Linked DNA regions of Mus musculus: region 1 is linked to region 2. The links are chromatin loops, found by intact Hi-C in ENCODE. Cell type or tissue: left cerebral cortex. All regions are shown on one strand. Links, peaks and the distances in the headings refer to the core of each region. The heading gives the core; the rest is flanking DNA.

Region 1 (5,373 bases), core at 287-5,286, 180 kb after region 2:
CCCTGTCCTCCATTTCGGTAGGGTGCCAATAGTAGTTTTTACTGTAAAAACTACAGCATAGTTTAGTCTGCTTTTCTCTAGGCTAAATATCCTGGTTCTTGGAATTGTTATTTTAAGTTGGTTTCTTCAGTCCCTCAGGCTCATTGTGGTCATGTGACTTCTGCACCTATTCAAGGTGTAGCTGTCCTTGTACCCATTTCACAGGGTGGAGTCTAGGGCCCGACACCTGCCAGACAAGTGCTCTACCACTAGACTTCACACTAGCTATGTTAAGTTTTCTTTCTCTTCCTGGGGTCTTCCTTCTCACTATGGCTGGCCTAGAACTTGTTAGCAGACTAGAACTTGTTAGCAGACCAGAATGTCAATACTGAGTCCACATTCTCATTTCACATGGGGCTCATCACCTGCCTCAGTCCCCTCCACCCACCCCCCCCTTCAGGGGTTGAGCTTACAGGTCTTTAGTAAGGGAACAATCTAAGGCTTTCTTCTATCTCCCTTTTGGATTTCATATATTATTTTGGTGTTAGCTTCCTCCCCTAACAGAAATGTTTCTTGTTATTTGAGGCTAGCTCAGATTCCTTTTTCTAGACACTACAGAATCTACTGAGCATTAAGGAAAAAAGATGTGTGTGTGTGTGTGTGTGTGTGTGTGTGTGTGTGTGTGTGTATGTGTGTGTATGTGTGTGTGTATGAGTGTAAGAATGTTTTGTCTACATGTATGTGTATCACATGTGTGCTTGGTGTCAATAGAGGCCAGAGGGTGTCAAGTCCCCTGGTCTCTTGGAAGATAAGCAATGCTCTTAACCTCTGAGCCATCTCTCCATCCCCACTGAGATCGTTTTTAGTTTTGGCAGCCATATCTGCCTCATCTTCCTGGTATGGCACTGTGAACTTGGCAGCATAGCCTGTGGCCTCTGTGGTGTGCAGTGTTACTCCAGACCACATGCTCCAGTCATGACTCCCATGATGCTCTTGCCCATTACACAAGCCCCGCTCCCACAAGGCTAAGCTCCTCCCCAGTGACGCTCCCTCTCAGCATTTTGATTGTCCCTTTTTCTTGACAAGTGCCAACTATTTCTGTGTGGGTAACCTATTTCATGGGCACCCTCAACAAAAGGTGCTCCATTGGAGATTCCAGGTCAGTCATTCCTCTGAAGTGAATTTATTGCCAGCCCACTACCATTTGACAGAGAGTGGGACCCCAGATGCTGTCTTAGGGTGCTGGTGATGAGCCCCATGTGAAATGAGCATGGGGACTCAGTATTGACATTCTAGTCTGCTAACTTTTATGATCTGTTCATAAAAGTAGCTGGCTGTTTACTTTTGAATCGGATGGAAACAAATAGAATTTGGAATTAGAAGTAAGTATTCTGCAGGAGCTGGCCTGTGTGAGCTTGCTGGGCTCAGTCTTAGCTCCTTAGGGTCCTTAGTGTTTAGTGTCTAACTTTGGGCAGTAGGGAAGTCTGTTAAAACTCAGAGTTTCTGTTGTGAAGGGATTATTTTGAAAGGGAACTATAGAAGATAATTATTTTGAAGGGGAATCTATAGAAGATAGACACGGACATAAATATGGGTATCGTGTTTTCTTCCTGTGGGGGCTGTGTCCATATTTGCTCCCCACTCCCATTCTGAGGATGAAGTCCAGGCCTTGCACACGTGAGGCAAGCCTGTGCCCTGAGCTAACCCTGACACCTTCTTAATTCAGCAGGAGACAGGTCTTTCTATGTTGCCCAAGTTGCCCCCAGCCTGAACCGGAAATAGCTGACATTACATCTATGCCCCTCTGTGCTGGCCCGGTTTCTTATTTTGCATGACTTATTCTTGGCTTCTGAGGTGGTAGTGGTGGTGGAGGTGTGTCTAGAGCAGTGGATCTCAGCCTTTTACAGGAGTCACACACCGAATATTCTGCATCATGATTCATAACAGAAGCAAAATTATAGTGATGAAGTAGTAACAAAAGTCATTTTTATGGTTGGGGGCCCCCGCAGCCTGTGCAGCAGCTAAAGGATTGCAGGAGAGGGAGGGTTAGAACCACTGCTCTAGAGAGTCGTGTCGTGTCCGCAGAAAATTCGGTCTTCATACATTCGGGGGAGGAGGTTGAATCAACACATTGTGGGAAAACACTTAAATGTGTACAGCAATGCAGGTTCTTACAGTAAGTGGATACAATGTGCTTCACACAGAATTCTTGTGTCTCACAAGGACTATTCGTGATGACCACGAGCTGCACATCCACCCTGCCTCAGTTCTCTATGCAGAGAAGCCACCCCGCTGGTAAGCCCCTCCCCCGCTGGTAAGCCCCTCCCCTGATGGGAAGCCCCTCCCCCGCTGGTAAGCCCCTCCCCTGCTGGGAAGCCCCTCCCCCCGCTGAGCTTGGCCCTGCTCATCTCTGGGTCTCCAAGCCTAGGCTTGCAGTACAGGTGCTCCCTCCACGCTGTTGACGTTGGTGTGCTGGGTTGCCAGGGTTTGTACTCTTGTCAAGGGTCCCCTAAAGGTAGAGAGTCCTCCAGTTACTGCTGAGCTGCCTTGCGCTGTGCTCAGTAAAATATCCTTTTGAGAAATCTCTGTAAGTATTGATGATTACTTCCTCCCTTGTCCTCCCAACAAAATACTTTTGTTGGTGACAGAAGGATTGTGGGTTGGGGCCACTTGGGCAGTTTGTCTTCTGCAAAAATAAAAAGTGTGACAAGGAGCAGCAAAGGTGCTCGCTGTGACCACAGACTGAGGCTTCCTGCAGCAGGCACAGCATGTAGGGATGACTTAGAACCCAGCTGAAGTCTTATTTACCAGGCGAACAGATTGAAGTCCCGTAGGAGAAGCTTTTCTGAAGGGCTGTGCTATTGCAGTGTGTGTGCACTGTGTGCTCTGCTGTGGGTTGGCACTGAAGGTGCTGGGAAGCCAGGCTGTACAGGTTCTCACGGAGAAGCTAACCCTTGCTCTGGACCTGGTGACTGGCATTTTTTAGGTAGGTCTGAAAGACATCCACACCTAGGTAATAGGGTGGCCTAGCTGTGGCAGCATGAAGGAGGTACCTGTCTTGGGGGCCTGGGAATGAGCTGACAGTGGGAATGAGGTGACCAGGGCTGGTTCCATCTGCAGTGCTGGCTGGGAAGGTGGGCGGGGCAAGTGCAGCAGCAGGAGACAGCACACATACTTTAAGGTGTTTTCACAAGTCACGCAGTTATACCTTCCCAGGTCCATGCTAATTTCAGCTTGTAGTTTGTGTTTATTTCTGATTTCTAATTTATTTATATTGTATTTTACAAAAATATAGATTGTCAAAGGTTAGAAAATTTAAAGAGAGCAACACTGGACTCTTTAGGAGCTGAAAGAACAGTGCATGTGTGGTGAGCCGTGGGAAGGACAGTCTGGGAGCACCGTGTCAGGACCTCGTACCCTGCTCTGCAGGCAGCAGCCTCCCCTGGAACCACTCGCACCCAGCCTTCCTCAGTCAGAACCGGGGTGAGGTGGGGGCGGGGGACTCTTTAAACAAGTCCTGGCAGTGTTTCCGATTGTAGCCAGTCAGATATAGAAGCTTCCTAGGTGGAGTGTGACAGTGGTGCTGACTTTCCAAGGGCTTCTCTGCTGCCGTGAGAAGACAGAAGTCCATGGGCACCAAACTGCAGTGCCGCTTTCCTCTCCAGCTCCCTCTCCCTCCATCCCACCCCCATTTCTCTCCTTCCTCACTTCCCTCCCTCGCTCTTCCCGCTCTCCTTCCCTCCCTTGCTGTGTTGGGGTGAACCCCCAGGCCTTGAGCATGTTAGGTAACTGTTACATTCCCGCCCTGCCTCCTCCTCCCACCAGCCCCGATTCCTTTACTGGTGTTTGAGAGACAAAGTGTGGCTTTTGTATTTATAGTTAATTCTTCCCATAGTTCAGAAACTCGTGTTTACTCTACGGATTCCTGAGTCCAGGGCTTACAAAACATCCCTTGCTCTTAGGTTTGTTACTGGCCCTAGTAACAAACTTTTAGATATGTATTTTTTCCTCTTTAAGATGTAATTATGTACAGTGAAAGGTGGGTTTTGACAGACGTGCAAGCTCCACACCAAACTATATTTAAAATACTTTCATTGCTCTGGAAAGTTATTGTCTGGGTCTTTATAGTCATTTTCTAGTAACTTTCAGAACAGTCAAACCCTTGAGTCCATTTCTGTGCTTTCTAATTAAGTCGTTTAAGTTGTATTCAGAGTTCTCTAAGTGCAGACCATGATCTAGAAAGCCCTTGGTGGATAACTGCAGAGCCCTGGAAATCGTACAGGATGCAGAGTTGCCTCCGAGGCACACTGACCTAACAGCTCGGGCCAGCAGGTTGAGTGAACAGCCCGTGTGTAAAGCCTCACACACGGGTGAAACACACCTGCTGTGGTGAGTGCAGAGACGGCTTGTGGGTCTTGTCATTGTGGGTCTCATGTTTATTCTCTGTTTCAGGGTTATCTACAATGAAGTAATACAGACCTCCAAGTATTACATGCGAGATGTGACCGCCATAGAATCTGCTTGGCTGCTGGAGCTGGCTCCCCACTTTTATCAACAAGGAACGGTAGGAATGGGTAGAGCATGGCCCTAGACAAGCAGTAGCCTCTTCATGGTCTTCAGTCTCTGTGTGTTCTTCAGTAGTACCCTAAATCATTCCCAGCTCCCTCCAGCCCCCCTAAATCACCACTGTACCCCAGAACCTCTGAAAACACCTTCACTGCCTTCATAGGGAAGTGCAGTTACAAACAAATCCTGCAACCCCATAAGAAAAGGCTCAGGGCGGTTGAAACCCGCTATGTAGTCCGCTCCATGCTCTCCCTCCCCCGCATTGTTGGATAACAGATTTAAGGTTTCTGTTTTTCATTCATTGCCCCAAAGTCCATGCCTCCTTCTGACATGACTCAATTCAAAGATGGCCAACCGCGCTTGAAAGACTGGGTGTGGGCCAGGAACTGTTCAGTCTGTACTGTGCTCTCATTAATCAATTTAATCAATTAACTAACTTAAGAAATTGAGTGAATTGCAATGGTAAGTTATGTAGAGTAATTATTATTATGTGAAGTGTGCGTGGGGGCTGGAAGTTGAACTTAGTGATTGCTGATGACTGTAAGCACGCTGCCTTGGAATTATTTTCTGTTAGTACATTTTAACCTTTGTTCCTTTTAAAAACTATTTTACTGCTTTTCAAATTAATGATTTTTTTTTTAAAGTCCTGTAGTTTATTTCTTAATGGGCTTTGCCTCCTCATGGTTGGTCTTGAATTAGTATCACACTGCTCAGCTGTACTGGGAGGAACCTACACCAGGTTGCTGGTTTTACCAAATGGCTTTTGTGCTTTGCTGGTCAGTCTCTTATTTCTGCACATGTTTATACTATGTTTGGCAGTCTGTGGGT
Region 2 (5,373 bases), core at 159-5,158:
TTCCTTCTCCACTGAGCTGCCTTGGCACTCCTGGTGAAGGGGCTGCAGATGCAAAGCCTTCGATCTGGAGTCTCAGTTTTGTTTCATTTGTCTGTATGTTTGTTCTTACAGTTTTACCACATTGTCTCGGTCTTGATTGCTATAGCTTCCTAGTAGGATTGAAATGAGGAGGCAGGGGTCCCCTGAGTACAGTATGCCTTCCCTTTGGGTGTCTAGTACTGTGAGAGATGTCAGTGAACTGTACAACACCCAGATTTGGTACCCCCTACCCCAGTCAAGACTTCGGTTTTCGGGGAAGGGGGGGAACCCAGGCTCTAAGTTCTGTGCATGCCTAGAAGAGAGATAGATGGTTTCCCCTCCCACTCCGCCCACAGCTCTTGATGGAAACCTTCTGCAGAGAACAATGGCCCCTCTGGGTTATTTTAAACTTCACTCTAAGCCTTCTCCACCTGCTCTGCTGTCTCTAATTGCTCCAGAAACAGCGTCATTCACAACTGGATTATTAATGAACTGAGCGGGGAGCCTCGGGCACATGAAAGGGGACTTCAGACTTGGGGAAGTCTTCGAAGGACCCAACCAGAGGTGGGTTTTGTTGTTTTAAGACAAGGTCTCATGTGGCACAGACAGGCTGGCCTCAAATCCATAAGTATGCCTGAGAGCTGGATTTACATGTGTTTGTTACCACACCTGGTACTGGCACACATGCAGGGTACTGGTGTACACACAGGGTACTGGGGGCTGAGCCCAGAGTTTTGTGCCTGCTAGGCAAGCACTCTATCCACTGAGCTATATTTCCTTACTCAACCCACAGGGTTTTGCTCCTCCAAGAAAAGTAACTGAGTGTATTCAGCAAGTAGGAAATCAGGCAGGGTGTAGTGACCCTGCCTTTAATCCCAACATGTCTTTAATCCCAGCACTGAGGAGGTAGAGGTCACCGGATCTCTTGCTTTTAAATCCAGCATGATCCACATAGTGAGTTCTGAGCCAGTCAGGGCTGCTGAGTGAGACCCTGTCTTAAAAGAAAATAAAAAGGAAATCAGTACACTTGGTGTTGCTCCCGGCTTTACCGGTTCTATGGTTCTATCCCTGAGTGTTTCAAACAGGATTACGGGAGGATCCCTGAGACCTAAACTGTGAATCTTGTCTGCCTCCCCAGCTGCTTAGCCCTGGGTGCCTCTGGCTCTAATCTGGAGGCTGGGAAAGTGCAGGAACAAAGCCCTTTGTGGAGAAGAGAACCCCATTGTTCTAAAGTCAGCTTTCAGGGAATGCGGATTCCAGAGAATGTTTGGGATAGGGCTTTTCTCTTTGTCCACTTTCTCCCCTCTCCCTGGGGGGAGGAGCAATTTAAAGGAGCAACTTTCAAAATTAGATTAAACAGAGTTAAACCCATTGCCTTCGAGGGAAGGCACACACTGCAGGATCTTCTGCCCAGCAGCCGCCTAGGTTACATGACAGAAACCCAGGGCGTTTGGGTCTTGTTCTTAGCAGGAAACCTCAAGGAAGCAGCTGGGCCTAGATCTTCCGGGCACCTCAGCTGGTGAGAGTCATCAACCTAGGCATGACCACTTCCTTCCTCCTTCTCTTCACCTCCCCTCTTTCCAGAGCGAAAGAGTGACTGGACTCCACGTCACAGGCCATGGTCTATTGCCTTTTCTCAGGTAAAAGACCTATCTATATAGCCCCGTCCTCTAGATAAGGCCTGGCCAAGTTCCTGATGTTTGTGGAGCCTTCAGAATCAAGCTCAACGTGGGAGATTGACTTTCGGGCACTGAACTGACCCCATTCTCTGCTACTACAGGTAGGATATTATCCCTTTCTGGGCCTCACTGGGTCTATCTGTCAAATGGGAATAAAATACCACCCTGGCTTCCCCCCCTGTCTGTACTGGAGGTTAGAGGTGGGACACAGTCAAGGAGAACTATCCTGAAGCCTGACTGTGTCTCAGCTGCTTCCAAATTCCTGCAGCTCAGAAAAGGGGTCTTCATTTGGAGGGCGCTAAGATCTAGACCTTCTTGTTGCTCGGTGACAAGCCCCTTGGGGATGCGCGGGCCCACCCCTTTCCCCCGGGAGCTGAGGCTCCGCCTTAAGGGAGGAGTCAAGAGGCGGCACGGTGGCTCGCTACCCAGCCGAGCTGGCTCTGTCGCCGCACCACCAGCTGCGGCTCTGGGACCTGCGGATCGAGCCGGGGCCGGAGCCGCCCGGGGTAGGGCTCGAGAGAGCGGGTGAGTTGAGCGGCGCCGCATTCCTCTCTGCACTCTGCGGATCCGGCGGGCAGGTGTCTCGGGCCCTTCCAGTCTGGCTGGTGGAGAGGGGTGGCTCAGCCAAGGGAGGGTGGCTTAAGATAATTGGGGAGGGGGGCGGTGGCGGTGGAGTGTGCTGGAAAGGTGCAGTCTCCCACATCTCGCTATCGGATGGGGAGGCTGGTGTAGAGAGTGAATTGGCAGGGCTGCGATGGCTGGATTCTGGGGGGCGATGTGAGGTCCGTGGTCTGTCTGGGCTACTGTCTGCCAGGGTTACAAGGCTGGGTGATGAAACCACAGAACACCAGACGCCCTGGGCAAGCGGTCTACGAGCCCGGCATGGGGGCGCCGCCCCCTCGCGTGGCGGCGCTTGGTCTGGGCAGGCAGCGCGCTGAGAGCGCTGCTCCGGGGGTGGGAAAAGTCCCGGGGGCAGGCGTCCCTAAGGGCAAACCTGACCTAGTGCGGGATCTCCACCCCTAGAGAGTGTCGGTCGGTCCCGGTAGCCCCCGGCGGGGTGATTCCCCAGAAGGGATGCTCTCGGCCTCTTCGCCCGCCGCCTTGGGCGCGAGCTGCGGGTCCCGGCGCCCAGAGCGCTCCACTCCTCGCGAGTCCCGCGCATCCGTTCCCGCAGGGAGCAGCGCCCCCGAGCGCCCAAGACAGGCAGAAACGGCGCAGCCCTACCCCAGAGGTCAACTGAGGGGTCTCCCACAAGGTCACGCAGAGCACCCTGATCGCCCCGAGTGGGAGCGAGGAGCCGGAGGCTCTCCTACCCGCCTCCGTAGCGGATGCAGACTCTCTTCCTCTGCGCTCCCCTCCCAGCCCTGCCTCCAGCTTTACGGAAGATGTTGCTGATGCAGCTTCCAGCCCCGGGCGGATAATCGGGTCTAGGTGAGCTGTGACTACGGCCCTCTCTGCAACCCACTGGAGCGCCACCACTACTGGCCAGGCCTGGAAGCCTTTGCTCTCCTGGAATCAGAAGGGGGGGGGGGCAGAGATGAGGCTGCACAGAACGGAAAGCCGGTGCTTGTGCGCCCATGTGATTACACTGCTCATAAAGGGCTCCTGTTCTTGCTGTCAGAGGCGCCCACCAGCTCCTGGTTCCCGGGAGCACCAGGTGCGGCCTGTGAATCGCCCTCTGTAGAGGACCCGGAGCCCGATAGTGCCAGGCGCCGTTTCCCTCCAGGCTATCTGGGGAAGGGGCTGGCGGTCGCTCCAGGCCCTCGGGGGGTGGGGTGGGGGGACTTCTCTGTGCGCCTTATCCTGCCATTTCCTGCAGCCAGTAAGGTACCGGAGTAGAAACGGCCTCCGTGGGGAGGGAGCTTTCCTTCCAGGCTGAGCTCCGCACAGCTCAGCTGAAGACTTGCTGTCTGCCCGCGGGCCCTGCACTCGGTTCCCCATCACCACAGATCTCTAAGAAGTGGGGTGAATGGTCGCTGTAGGGTAACAGGGAGGCCTCCCGCGAAGCTCTTGGTGCATCGGAGCATCATGGATGACCCTGCTAGGCAAACCCGCCTTTAGTGAGGGTTTGAGCGGGGCGTGTCCCCTAGCCAGGTGCAGAAGTGGAACCCTGGTGGGTGGTTCTGCAGGGGCTGGGATGTGGGGTTCCACTTTTCCTCCCTCACTCAGTTATGTCACAAAGAGCCAGCTTGTAGGAGGCGGTAGGGACCAGTGACTCCTTCCAGCGTGCTGCCTGTTTGCAAGGCCTTTCCCACTCACGTTCTCACCACCTTCTCTCCCACCTGTCACCCAAATCCCATCTTCTCTGCCCCAGTCCCTGGAATTCTGTGGGCAAGATGACAATAGACCACTCTGTCAAGAGTCTATCTACCATTGTCTCCCCCCGCCCCGCCCCCAGATCTTCTCAGCCTTTGGAATGGCTTCCTTTAAGAAAGCCTCTTTCCGATTCAAGGTGATTTTCACTTGTGTCTTAGGTGCCTCAGACCCCTTGGGAAGTCCCCTTGCGATGGGACAATTCAGCCAAGCCTAAACTTCCTGGTTAGAAGTACCAGGTAAGTAAGGCCGGTATTTGGTGCCTATACAGACTTTGGACTCTTCTGTCCATGGAGTCTGGGAACCAGAGCAGCAGAGGAACAGAGGTTAAATTCTAATCTTGCTGCTTGGTGTTTTTATGAGCCCGAGTCACAGAGCCAGGGGAAGCCGAGGCAAGGAAGTGGTTTTCTTTAAGGCCAGAAGTTTCCTATAGAGCACCTTTGAGTCAACGACTTGTCCTATCTTGCGAGAACCCAGTTCTAGAGCCTCAGGGAACTTGTTCTAACCAATAGCAACCAAGTGGACACAGGGCAGCAGATTGCAAAGGCAGCCTGGATTCAAGTGCTGGGTTTTGATCTCCTAAGACACCCTCTCGTGCTGACCTTACCCGCTCTCCTGTGCCAGCACCCTGTCTTCCAACCCCCATCATGCTTGCTATGCTATGGTAAACAGTGGGTCCCAACGGACATTCCAGACCAGGACAGCCTCTCTCTCAACAATAAGGCTGATCTTAGAGATCAGCCTTGGGGGAGGGGGAAGGCAGGCACAAGCCCATCACAGCCAAGAGTATCAAAACCCAAGGAAGCGATATGAGTCTAGTTGAAATGACAGCTCTAAGCTGAAAAGCCTTGGAACTCTGGGTAAAGCTCTTCCCAGCCCCTTCCCCATTTCTCTTCTGGGTAATAAGAATCCTACTGTGGTCATCTTCACGGGGCTCTAAGGACCTGGTGAGACCACAGAACACAGACACGCTTAGTGGGGGTGCTGGAAGGCAGGGAGGAAGTGACTCTTGTTAGTAACACCTCTGTTTCTTTCTTTCCTTCCGGGCCCTCAGATCCTGCCTCCTCCCCTGCTACAGGGAATTCATACTTCTTCTGACTCCAGTTCTTGGGACAGAGAAAGCCTCTTTAGCCTGTCTCCTGGGCAATGTCCTGGGAATTAGGCCTCTGGAGGACCCCTTTCTCCAGGGTCCTTTGTACATATCTCGTGCTTAGCAAGGGGTTGTCATAACCGAGGCAGCTCTGGGGAGGGGCGGTCCTCAGGGGAGAGGCAGGCCTGCAGGCAGAGGGTCTGGTGTGGTCAAAGCTCCCATAGGAAGAATGGAATGAAGAGCACAAGGAGCCCTAGGTTTGAGCCATCACAC

The links. Peaks named below come from ENCODE experiments on the same cell type or tissue, not always from the same donor. Only the 100,000 strongest peaks of a DNase experiment are listed, where the experiment ranks them.
Region 1: it touches region 2 in a loop (2.8-fold over the local background); 2 of 42 quality-filtered maps call a loop at or near these places.

The regions. Positions count from the first base shown.
Region 1 is chr2:158,847,280-158,852,652 of GRCm38, forward strand. Dhx35 (DEAH (Asp-Glu-Ala-His) box polypeptide 35) reads left to right here. Exons shown (of 22, transcript NM_001372513.1): 20 at 2,203-2,274; 21 at 4,432-4,543. Among named protein-coding and RNA genes, the nearest start is that of Dhx35, 55 kb to the left of the region's middle. In left cerebral cortex, for the core only: no CTCF peak of the experiment used is centred there; DNase peaks (open chromatin) are centred at 3,107 and 3,672.
Region 2 is chr2:158,665,028-158,670,400 of GRCm38, forward strand. It overlaps Ppp1r16b (protein phosphatase 1, regulatory subunit 16B), which reads left to right and starts at 2,108. Exons shown (of 11, transcript NM_001159662.1): 1 at 2,108-2,222. In left cerebral cortex, for the core only: a CTCF peak has its summit at 2,891; DNase peaks (open chromatin) are centred at 2,127, 2,601, 2,937, 3,264 and 1 more place; H3K4me3 peaks cover 3,415 bases; H3K27ac peaks cover 3,815 bases.